Regions from separate parts of the Mus musculus genome. Here region 2 is linked to region 1. The links are chromatin contacts, found by Hi-C or POLR2A ChIA-PET in ENCODE. All regions are on one chromosome and are shown on one strand. The core of a region is the stretch at or near the end of the contact, and the rest is flanking DNA. Distances in the headings are between cores, read along the strand shown.

The links. Hi-C counts contacts between places; a loop is a spot of excess contacts on that map. ChIA-PET counts read pairs that join two places held with the same protein, here RNA polymerase II (POLR2A).
Region 2: a loop to region 1 is called in a map of gastrocnemius, with 8 times the contacts of the local background. The contact joins the promoter of Aifm2 here to the promoter of 1700022H01Rik in region 1. A Hi-C loop is called at or near these places in 2 of 37 maps with a recorded cell type or tissue (gastrocnemius and heart). POLR2A ChIA-PET finds 5 or more read pairs at or near these places in 2 of 5 experiments (Patski and embryonic stem cell).

Annotation. Positions count from the first base shown.
Region 1 is chr10:61,678,813-61,685,381 of GRCm38, reverse strand. 1700022H01Rik (RIKEN cDNA 1700022H01 gene) reads left to right here and starts at 5,092. Exons shown (of 2, transcript NR_126477.1): 1 at 5,092-5,243. It overlaps Sar1a (secretion associated Ras related GTPase 1A), which reads right to left and starts at 5,097. Exons shown (of 7, transcript NM_009120.3): 1 at 4,969-5,097; 2 at 429-502; 3 at 197-316. The coding sequence starts at 486.
Region 2 is chr10:61,712,306-61,718,459 of GRCm38, reverse strand. It overlaps Aifm2 (apoptosis-inducing factor, mitochondrion-associated 2), which reads right to left and starts at 3,197. Exons shown (of 10, transcript NM_001284300.1): 1 at 3,108-3,197.

The DNA of each region.
Region 1 (6,569 bases), core at 3,843-6,342:
CCTGCTTAAGATCAAATATGGGAGCTAAGTCTCATCACAGAACTGATCAGAAAGTCCCAGGGATGCAGAGTAGGTGACCTGAGTGAACTACAGTAACTTGCTTCCAGGACCTCAGTTACTAAGAGAACTCCATCAACTAGGGATGGATCCATCCTCCATTCATGGCACTGACCATCAGGTCACCTCTGAAACTTACTGGGATGGAGTGTTGGTACGTGCTGGCCTAGTCTGTCATCTTTCAGCATGTGAAGAAGAGTGGTTTTGCCCGCATTGTCCAATCCTAAGAATACAAGTTTTCCAGATTTCTTGTAGAGTCCTGTAAGAGAAAAGAATGTCTTAAATGTTCTTCCTACCAAAGGCAGCTTAGATACTATTGTTTGAGGAAATATAGTTGCAACCTGTACTGTGTTTTATGAAAATGGCTTTACCTAGGAACTGGAGCACACTGCTGAAGCCATTGTAGATCCACTCAAAGATGAAAGACATTATTGATGCTTACAACCTGTGTAAAACATGAACGTAACATTAGCTTTCTGCATGTCTTATTCTCTGACACATGTCCATAAACCTAAGTTCCCTAAAGTAGGAAAGCAAAGTCCAGGGCTGGAGACATGTTTCAGCAGTTAAAAACAGTTGTTGCTCTTATAGAGGACCCAACTTTGATTCTCAGCACGCACATGATAGTTCACAACTATCTGTTAACTCTAGTTCCAAGGGAATCCAATGCTCTCTTCTAGCCTCTGTGTTAAACATACATGCACGCAAGCAAAACACTCACACACAAAATAAAAATCAATGTTGCAAAGACTAACTAATCTCCTTAGTTTTTGAGACAAGGATTTTGTAGTCTGAAGGGAAGACTCTAGGACTCTCACATCTGCAAATTCAGATAACCAAAGAACTAGGCATTTCAGACACACCATCCCCCTTTACTGGGAGATGTACTCCTCCAGGAAGCTACCCATTCACTGCTGCCTACTAGTTGGCAACATCCCTAGCAATGCAGTATCTTTAATGATCAGAATCAAGCTGGGTGGGGGTGGTACATGCCTTTAATCCCAGCACTTGGGAGACAGAATCTCTTCGTTTGAGACCAGCCTGATCTACAGAAGAGTGTTCCAGGACAGCCAGGGCTACATAGAGAACATCTGTCTTGAAAAAGTAAAAAGCTGAATCAAGAAGCCAAACATGCACCTGGTATGAACCATGATGGGAGCTGTGTGTGGTGACATGTCCACGAAATCCCAGAACTTGGGAGACAGAGACAGGAAAATCTGTGCCCAGCCTTGGTCCACACAATGAGTCCTAGGCCACTGGGATTCTTAGAACAAAAGAATCAAAACAAAGCTATGAATGAAGAGTTCATTGACCTGAATAAGAAGTTATTAAGCTGTTCTATACAGCTCCAAAAAGGACACAGCAAATCTATCAACTGGCCCAGTTTGGTTGACTCCACTTACCAATATCCTTAACCATTTACAGATGTTTCAACTTGTGAAAGGATATCCTGTTTTACAGAAACATACAGGAATAAAAACTTCTATAATATAATCTAGTGTTACATATTACGAATTCTTAATTTCTTAAGTATACTAATTCATAATATAGTAAGAGGTTCTAAAGCAAGCAAACATCTTATTTGTTTCTTTTGAGACAGGGTCTCAACCATGAAGCACCAAGGACTGCTGCCAGTCTGTCTTAACTAGCACAGACACCAAAACCACTTTTCCTAGTGCCTATAGGCTTTAAGGGGAAAATGTATGAGTAAAGCCACTGAGAGCTCTAAGCACAGTTAAGAAGGAAGGATCTAGAAATACCGAGGAATGGTAAGATTCACAGAGACCCATTTCCTGGTCACACTGAATTTCTGTATCAGCAGCTCCGTTTATCGCAGAAAAGAAAAACCACTACTTTCTCAACAAGACAAAACTTGACAGAAAATGCAGTAACTGCAATTACACAAAACTTCCATGAACAATAACTGGAGGAAATTACCTATGTATGCACATTCATACATATGTGTGTATTTTTATCTTTTAAGAGACAGGATCCTGCTGTGTTGCCTAGACTGGCTTCAAACTCCAGGGCTTTAAGCTATCCTTATGCTTCAGCATCCTGAATGCTACTACGCAGTCTCACCTGAATTCTTCAAAGATGCTAGATGAAAGCAAACTATCAAATTACTGTGGTTTTATCAAGCCTATGGCCTGACCTGTAAACCTTAGAAACTACCTCATGCTTGCTCCACTCAGCTTTTATGAAAGAGCAACATTTGGGTGAAGGTACAGACAGAAACTGTGGCACACAGAACACATTTTGCATGTTAAGTAATAGCCAGGAGGGGAAGTACACACTTGCAATCTTACCATTCAAGAGGCTCAAGAAGAAAGATCACAAGTTCAAAGGCCAGCCTGGGCTACATAGGGAATTGAAGGCCAGCTTAAGCTACACATCAAAACCCCTGTCTCAAAAACAAACAAACAAACAAACAAACAAAAAACCCAAAACAAAAATGCTGGTGTCTCACCCATACAATGAATTGAAGCCAGCCTGAATCATGAGGTCCCATCACCAAGAAAAAAATAAAAAAAAAAACGTATGGAGGGGAGGCTGGGAGCATAGCTCAGTGCAAGCAAGGGATTCTTAGCTAAAATGCATGGCCCTGGGTTCGATTCTTGGCACTGACAAACCTGCACAACTTAGCACTTTAAGAAGCCAGTAACAAATACATGTTTAAATTCAAGTTTATTGAGTAAATAAAACAATACATCTTTCTTCTACAGTCCCCCTAGCCAGACATCCTCCCTTATCTCTCACTTTATTCCAGGAGAGACCCAGTTCATCTTTAACAGGCTGTGGCCTACTGTGGCCTCTTACACCCAACAAGTCTAATTCATGTGCACTGGTTTGCTGCCAATAGTCCAGCACTTTGTTTTTAGCCACATCTCTTTAGAAGAATTCCCAAGATGGACATGGGTGTGAAAGCTTTGACCACAGCACCTGAGAGGCTGAGGCAGGAAGAGGAGCTTTAGTGTGTTGCAGCTTCACCAAGCCAAAGTAGGCTACATAGTGACACTCTGTTTCAAAGGAAAACAAAACAAAACAAACAAACAAACAAAAAACAAAAACAAAAACAAAAACAAAGAAAAGGAAAGCAAATATTCTCAGCCTGGTTAATTCTACAAATGTGATACTTTAGAGGATTTTTTTAAGTGGTAACGTAACTGACTTACTTTCATTTTCCAATTTATTTTCCTTCCCAGTTCTTGTTTTAAAAGCCTTCCTACCAAAATGATAAGGAAAAGTATTAGAATGAATTCTTCAGTGATGTTAAAAAGTAGTACTGGGACTGGAGAGATGGCTCAGTGGGTAAGAGCACTGACTGCTCTTCCAGAGTTCAATTCCCAGCAACCACATGATGGCTCACAACCATCTGTAATGGGATCCGATGCCCTCTCCTGGTGTGTCTAACAGTTACAGTGTACTCATATACATAAAATAAATACATAAATCTTAAAAAAAAAAAAAAGTAGTACTCCTCTCAGAGCCCAGAGTTGGGCTGTACTGCTGCCCAAAGCTGAAGAAATGGCCTTGCTGACACTGTCCTTGAGATCTCGGGATCTGAACCAATTCATCCACCAGCAACCTTAGAATTTATACAGCACCAGCACAAATACCTTCATCTCATCCTCCCACCAACTCTAGCAAGCCAAGATGAAGACGAGGACACTCTTTAGGCTCCCTGTCCTGTTCAAGACTGTGCGGTCAAAAGCATCAGTTCCAAAAGCCAGGAGAGACGGATCAGAGGTTCAGAGTACCAACTGCTCTCCCAGAGGCCCTGGGTTCAAGCCCCAGCACCCACATGCGGCTCAGAACTGTAACTTCATCTCTAGGGGATCTCACACAGGCACACATGGAGGTAAAACAACAATTCACATCAAATAAAAATAAGGTATTTAAGAAGAAAAGCCTCTCACCTAAAACCAAAGCCCTTTTCCTGCTAATATTAAATTCCAATCATAAGACTTCCAAAAGGGTAAAAGGTAACTTTCTTCCTTAACCTACCACCTACACAGACGATAATCTTAAGAACACACTATTTTCTATTCTTCGTCTACTCTATCATCTATGGAATGTTAAGAATATTAAAACCAACAACACAATTCATGAACCTTAAGTAAAAACCGTGCAAATATCAAGATGGGAACAAACAAGTGCCAGAAAGACCATCAAGCAATAAAAAACGTACTCTCAAACATATTCACTCCGGGTGAATCTGGGATAGAAGGCAGCTGGCTATTAACTAAGAAAGTCTACGTAGCTGCAAGGTGAATGTCAAAGATCAGCTTCCTGACAATTCCCCCCTAACCCTCCCTTCTCAACCTGAGCGGACAGTGCCCAGGTACTGAAGAAACACCCAGTGAGGGAGGATACTGAGAAAGGGTACGACTACCAATGGTACCATTGGTCGGTACCATTCTCACCTGGGTAAAAATGACGAAGAAAACATTCATCTACGATAATCGCCCAAGAGGGAATTTTTCCATGCACAGGAAAAATAAAAAGGGTGGATGGGAGTGGGGTGTTGGTGGAGGGAGAGACCATGGGTTCCAGACAGGGCATCGGATACCCAGAGGCTGAACGTGGGGCTCGAGCGCCCACTCGCTACTCGAGGGCCACGATCTGCAGAACGCAAGGATGAGTGCCAGGGCTCCAGCTATCCTCACCGAGGAACCAGACTCCTCCGCTATGGAGGCCACGAAGCCGTCTCCTCCCCCAAAAAAAACCCCGACCGCCGCCACGCCACCCCGCAGCCCGTCCCCGCCCAGAGCCGGCCCGCGGAACCGCCTGCGTGTCACTGCACCCCCACCCAGCCCCTCCGCGGCGGCCCCGCGCCCCGGCCTTCGCTGTGGCCCGTCCCGGGCCCGCTGCCCCACCGCCACCTCCTCCGCTGGGGCCCCGACTCACGGCCCGAGGGGCTCCTCCGGCGGTGGCTGGCGGCGCGACCCTCCCTCAGAGCACACAGACCAGCAGTCCCCGGGTCCGCCAGCTACGCGCCGGATGTACGTCACGCCCCTCCCTGAGACTTCCGGGCACGCACGTGCCCCGCCCCCTCGACGCGTCACGCCGTCCGGGCTGTGGGTACCGCCCTAACAGCCACTCTGGCCGCGGAGAGGCGGGCCTAAGGAGTGACGTACGCTCGGGGTGAGGCTCCGCCCGCTCTGTGGAGGCTCTCAAGCGGGGTAAGACGTGGCAGCGTCTGTCAGGCGGCCTGGGCTTCTGTCCCCAACTTAAGCAGCTACTTAAGCAGCCTGGGGCTTCCGATCCCAGTATGTTTTCAGACGCGCGCCGGACATCAGAAGCGGAGGCTGCCAGATATCAGTAGAGTCTAGGACAGTAGAATTGACTTTGGAGACCTCAACCTAGGTGGATGTCACCTAGTCATCGTTTTAAGTTGTTTTCCCCGCCTTGGGATAGCGTTTCTATTTTTCAGCTTTCTAAATAAAAGCAACAAGAGTTTAATGAGCAGTTTTGGGCAGTACCCTGACTGCTTGGGATCCTTCATCTGGTTTAACCCTCAGTACGTATTAATAGCTCCACTGAACAAATCAGTTAACTGGGGCTTGCAAAATAGCTCATCCATCAGGTCAAGGTAGGTTTGCCTACTGTTTTAGCCAGGGCTCTCAGAGGAACCACAACTGGCCCCGCATTGTGATGCACGCCTTTAATGCCAGCCCTTGGGAAGCTAATGTCTATGGATCTCTGAGTTCCAGGCCAGCCAGAGTTACACGGCGATACCCTGTCTTAAACAAACGAATAAATAAGGAACAGAGATAGAATAATTATACATGTGCAACTTAAAAAATATTTACAAGTGTTTTGTTTGCATGAATGTCTGTACTATGTACATGTTTGTTGCCTGCAGAGACCAAAAGGGTGTCAGATCTCCTGGAACGGGAGTTATAGACCATGGTGAGATTCTAGTGAGCATATCTCTGCTGGGAATTGAACCCAAGTCCTCTGGAAGACCATCCAGTGCTCTTCACTGCTCAGCCATCTCTCTAACCCCAATATATCGTTAAGAGGATTTATTAGAGTGGCTTACAGGCTGTGGTCTGAGTAGTCCAACAATTGGTTGTTTCCCAATGGGAAGGCCAAGAGTTGGGTAATGGTTCAGACCATACCAGACTGATAGGCTCAGCAGTCCCAATCTGATGCTGAGAATCTAGGGAACTACTACATAGCCAGTAGTCTTCAGTCGAAGTTGGAATCCCAAAGAAGTAGGTCCTAATATCAATGGAGGGATGCCTCAACAACAGAACAGATGAACTTGCCAGGGAGAGTGAGGGCAAGCAGGCAAAAAAGCAAACGCCTCCTCCTTCCATGTCCTTTTATGTGGGCTGCCACTCGAGAGTGTGGCCCAGATTTAGGGTGGGTCTTCCCACTTCATATGATCCGATCAAGAAAAATCCCTCACAGGTGTGACCAGCTGCTTTCATCTTAGTTAATTCCAGATGTGATCAACTTGACAACCAAGATTAGCAGTCACACTGCTCAAAGATCAAGAC
Region 2 (6,154 bases), core at 1,948-4,447, 35 kb before region 1:
ACACACACACACACATACACACACACACACACACACACATACACACACACACACACATACACACACACACACACACATGTTAGACAGGGAAGCTACCAGTGATGGTACATCATACCTGTGATCCCAGAACATAAGTTCAAGGCTAACCTTAACTAAAAGAGTGAATTTCAGGCCTACAGAGTAAAACTCAATCTCAAAACAGAAAACAGTGAGAGGGCTCTATAACTATATGATTTCTTTCTTCCTTAATCGTTTATTTATTTCTTATGTGGATGTTTTGTCTGTGTAGCAAGTATATGCAGTCCAGATCCCCTAGGGCTGGAGTTATAGGTAGTTGTGAGCTGTCGTGGGCGCTGGGAATCAAGCCAGGGTCCTCTGGAAGAACAACCAGTCCTCTTAGCCACTAGGCCATCTTTCTAGCCCCATGATTTCTTTAACCAAATATAATTCACGTACACAGGTTACCATTTAAAGTGTAATTTGGCAGCTTTTACTATACTTTCCAGATTGCACAACCACCACAGCTATCAATCCAAATAACTTTCATCAGGGTGTGATGGGACATGCCCATAAACCCAGCACTCCGGGGGACACTGAGGTAGAAGGCTAGAGAGTTCAGGGCCAGCCTGGAATGTGTGGAGAGCCTGTCTTGGAGAAATCCTTTGGTAACTCTTCATGCCCTTGTCCTACAGATTTGCCTATCTTACGTGTTTATGCAAGTGGAGTTATCCAGCACACAACCTCTCATATGGTTCCTTTCCTTGACTTGTATGGCGTCAGTGTTCCTTCTTCACATGGCTAAATAACACCATCATATGACCAAACCAAATTCCCATGCGTTGCCCAACACTTTAGCTTTCGCTTCACGGTTGTTGTGAACAGTGTCTCTGGGGACGGACATCTGTGCGCAAGGTTTTAAACTTGGACATACTTTCAAGTTTAGTCTAAGGCTATGGGCAGAGCTGTTGAGTTGTGGATGACCCTAGCTTTAACTTCCAGCAAGGAAGTACAGAGAACCTCAATTATAACTACTGGGTTCAGAAATAATAGCTTAAAACAGTGGTCCTCACCCTTCCAAATGCTGAGACCCTGTAATACAGTTCCTCCTGCTGTGGTGACCCTCAACCATAATATTATTTTCATTGCTACTTCATAGCTGTAATTTTGCTACTGTTATGAATCAAAATGTATATATGTGTTTTCTGACGGCCTCAGGTGACTTTTGTGTCATTCAGACCCCCAAAGGCATGGAGACCCATAGGTTGAGAACTACTGGTTTAAAAGAAGTTTTAAGTGCTAAGTGATCTGTTGGTGGGGTGTTTGCCTAGAATGTACAAAGTCCTGGGTTAAATTCCTAGTATCGAGTAAAACAGGTGTGGTAGTGCACACTTGTAATCCCAGTATTAGAGAGGTGGAGGCAGGAGAATCAGAAGTTCAAGGCCATTTTTGGGCCCATGGTAAGTTTGAGGCTGCGAAGGGCTACATGAAGCCCCATCCCGTCTCCCTGCCCATCCCAGGTAAAAAAAAAAAAAACTTTATTTCTAAGTAATTTACCAATTGCCCCATCTCCCAAAACGTACAAACACATACACAATGTGGTGGTTCACACTTGAACTTGCCTATCAACCGTCCTCTCTGCCAGACAGGCAGCCTGAACCCGGTGTAAAGAGACCTTCAGGAATCTAGTGGAACACATTTCTGCCATAGCTGTTCAGAGGTCAAGCTTCAGACAACACACAACAGGAACCCTGTGCACCCAGGCCAAAGTGAAGCCACCCTGCTGTCTCCGCCACAAAAATCACCACCCAGCCTTTTGAGTCATCCAGGCTTCTCAGGAAGGAAAATTTCAACATTGACACACAGGGTAGCCACATCTCCACTGTGGCCTCGAGGCAGAAGAGGCTCCTGAAGTGTGACTCAATAGGCTATGATATCTGTCCCCTCTTCCACTGGGGAAGGGAGGCGATGGCTCCCCTCTTTGGACACCAAAGACCAGGCTGAGAGTGAGCACTCTAGGGACAGCTGCTGAGGAATGCACCCCTAGATATACCGTTGAAAAACACCCCATGCTAAAAGGGACTGGCTGATAGAATGAAGAGGAGAAGGAAAAGAAGCACTCACTTTGGCATAGACACTCCTGCACTCAGACACACACACACACACACACACACACACACACACACACCCCAAGTGACCTGCCCATCCCTGGCCATTGCCAACCTGCATCTCCCTCCAGACAAGGCCCACTGGCTGTACAGTACTTGATAGGCCCAGCTCTAGTGAACAGGAGGTGACTTAGGCCAGTGTTGACATGCAGTCCCTTGAGAGTGTGGCTGAGCACTTGGGGTGTGTTGGCAGGGGACACAGGCTCATGTTAGAAGCTGATGCTAGCCTTGGTTCATAGGTGCTGAGTGGGGAGATCTGGAAGTTTCTTTCCAAACTACACCTGTCCTCCCCCGGGGGCCTCAGCTCTTAAGACAGCTGAGCATTCCCCCCCCACACCCCTAAATCCCAGGGTCAAAATTATCTTAGTGAGCTATGGGGATGTGTGGAGTGTGTGGTCTTGGAAAGAACAGGGTGCCTGGGAAGAGGGGGAGGAGGGAGGAAGAAAGAGTAAGAGAGAGGGAGAGTGGGAAAGGGAAAGAGAGAGGGGGAGGAGAGAAAGAGAGAGAGGGAGAGAGAGAGAGAAGAGAAGGGGATTCAGTCATTGCTGGTCTCGCTTTTTCTAACAGAACCCCTATTTCACAGGGGGGCGGGGTGAAGCAGGCCTCCAATGCACCCCTGGGTAACCCTACTCACTTTCTCTGAGATTCCTAAGGGTCTCCCGCTGCACTCAGACACCTCAGTCCTTCTGTCTGAGACCCTCCCAAGATCAAGGCCACGCCTGCCCCGCTACCCCTGCGCGTCCTGCTTCCCCCTCCCAAGACCCCAAGTTCTTCCCGGACAGATTTAGCGGACATTGAGGAGCAATGAATCCCGAGGAACCTGGTCCTCCGGACCGGCGTTAAGTATCCTAGGCAACGGCCCCCTCCTAATTCCGCGGCCCCTGTCATGCCCCTAGTGTACCCCACGCCGCGCGAGGGAACAAGGATCCCCAGTGACCTCACCTGTAGCGGTCCTTGGTCCTCGCGTCTTCCGGCGCTGAGGCCCCGTGTCGGGGCGTGCCCATCACTGTCTCCGGGTCGCAGCCCCGCCCCGAGCCCCGCCCCCGAGCCCCGCCCCTCCCGCTGCCCTGGAACTGACCTTGACCGCCTACCAGCCGCTCCCTACTTGGACACTCCCAGCGCTGATGCAGCCTAGCTAGCCTCTCAGCCTGCCAAGATCCTGCGCCTTAGTTTTGCCAGGGGTTTCTGGGAGACAACCGAGAGCCTCCCCAACACACACACACACACACACACAAACACACACACACACACACACACACACACACACACACACACACACACACTAGCTTTGCCATCTGCACACATGTGCATACGGACTGAGCGCCTGCTGTTCGCCCAGTCTTTGGTCCTGCACTGGAGCTTTAAAATGGAGAGCGGAACCGGTATATCCTTTGGTTATATGGTAGCCTGGAGAAAGAAGGGGTTTAACACAAGACTCAGGAGCTGTTTGCCTATCCTGAGTGCCCTGGATTTCTTACCCACAGAAGCAGAGCACGGTGGTGCATACCTGTAATCCTAGCATTTAGGAAGTAGAGGCAAGAGGGTTAGAAATTGGCTACTGAGTCCACTTTGGACTTCCTGAGATCCTGTCAAAAAAATGAAGCCATCAAACCACCACTGCTGACAGACTGCAGTGGTGCAGCCTTTAATCCCAGCACTAGGGAGGCAGAGGCAGGAGGATGTCTGTTGAGTTTGAGGCCAACTCGGAGCAAGTTCCAGGACATCCAGGGGCTACACAGAGAAACCAGGTCTCAAAAACCCTACAAAACAAAACAACAACAACAAGAAGACAAACAAAACACTACCACATCTCCTGTCACCTACTGCTGTAAGGAAGCTTGGAGATCAAAAAGTATTCAGGCCTCTCTCCCATACTGAAGTCAGCCCTGAGCAAGGGAGAGAAGCAAGCATGTGTGCCAAGTCACAGAAGGATGCCAGAGATAGGAAAGCCAGAGCATTCGAAGCTACATAGGGGAACGATAGGGCATCTGTCTCCAAGCAGATATTGTCCCCTACCCTAGGGGCAGTAGGCAAGTGTCCGTGAGGTCACGTACATACCTGAGCAGGGTGTACTAACTCATGCTTGTACCCACAGCCACTGGGGAGGCTGAGACAAGGAGGTTTACAAGTTCAAGGATATCCTGGGCTACAGTGAGAGACCCTGTCTCAAACATACATAGGCAGTAGGTAGCATTTCTTTATTTGGTTGGTTGTTTTGTTTTGCTTTGAACACTTGTTTTGATGAGAATTTCACACATGAACATTTCCATCATTTCCATCCTGTCTTCTATAATTGCTACTGTTGCACACACAGAAACAGACAGAGACAGAAGCTACCTGAAGGGCTCCAACAGGCCCAGGCACGACATACATGGTACCAGCAGCTTTTACCCTTTCCCCTTCCCTCTCCTGGCTAAATCCTTAGATCATTACTAAAGCTAGCCCCGCAAGGTCGGCTCCCCTAACTGGCCTCTGACTCATTTCTGAGACTGAACACCAAGGTCCAGCCATCAAAATTCATGATTTGGCTGCACTGGCTAACTGTCCAGTCAGGATTCACCAACTCATCTGAGTACAGACTTCCCCTTTTTCTCCTTAAAAACTGTCCTTCAGAGACACCTGCTGCTGCCTTTGTCCCATCCACAGGCAGCTCCCCACCCTCCACCAATTTGATCTTCTGGGGTAATAACTCTCCTTTGGTGCCTGGGGGTGTTCTGAGCCACCTCCAAGCTCCCCTCCCTTCACTAAGTCCGTTTCATATTTCCCTTATGAACATGTAACCATCTGGGAATGGGTAATGTCAGCAGAATGAGGTTTCCCTAGAGAAACCTCATAATCAACCTCTCTCTCTCTCTCTCTCTCTCTCTCTCTCTCTCTCTCTCTCTCTCTGAAGCCACTAACTGCTAACTTTAGAGATGGGGCCTTATGAAATTTCCCCATCTGCACAGCATGTTACCTGGTGTGATTATTTGCAGGCCTTGTTTAAGCAATCCTATTAAGATTTTGTGGCAGGACCATGTCTAGAAGACATTAAGTAGGGCTGGAGAGATGGCTCAGTGGTTAAGAGCACTGACTGTTCTTCCAGAGGTTGAGTTCAATTCTTAGCAACCACATGGTGGCTCACAACCATCTGTAATGGGATCTGATGGCCTCTTCTGGTGTGTCTGAAAACAGCTATAGTATCTCATATACATAAAATAGGCAAATCAAGAAGAAGAAGAAGAAGAAGAAGAGGAAGAGGAAGAGGAAGAGGAAGAGGAAGAGGAAGAGGAAGAGGAAGAGGAAGAGGAAGAAGAAGAAGAAGAAGAAGAAGAAGAAGAAGAAGAAGAAGAAGAAGAAGAAGAAGAAGAAGAAGAAGAAGAAGAAGAAGAAGACACTACATCACAGCTTTGAAGACCTCTGGCTCTTACAGTCATCCTGTTCCTTCTTCCGGCTTCCTGAGCCTTAGGTAGAGCAGTAGTGTGGTAGATGTTACCCTGTAGTTAGTTTTACTTTGCCTTTTGATCAGTTGTGGATCCCTGTAACAGCCTCTAGATTGTTGCAAAAAGGAAGTTTCTTTGAAAAGGCACGAGAGCTACATTTAATCTGTGGATGTAAAGCTAAGTATTTAAAAGACAGAATTAGAATGGTTGAGGAAAATGGCAACATTGTGTCCTCCTCTAGGGTCTGTGCCACGGTCATCTGCCTATGTACCAGGGACGCATTCCCTACCATCCCATAGACCTCGAGTCTAATCAGACATTGTTGGTTACGCTGATGATAACATTTCCTCTGCTGTACCATGTCCTGTCCTGTTGGGTGTTGTGGTGATCTGTAGGCTTTACAGATGGGCAGCACTACTGATTGCTTGTCTCCTCTGGCAGCTTGCATGGCACCTTACTGTGAGGGCCAGTCCTCAGAGAGGCTTCCAGGTCAGCTCCAGCTCCATTCTTCCAAGTTCTATGCCCAAAGTGTGTGGTGTCTTCAGCAACAGAGTCATACCTTCAAGT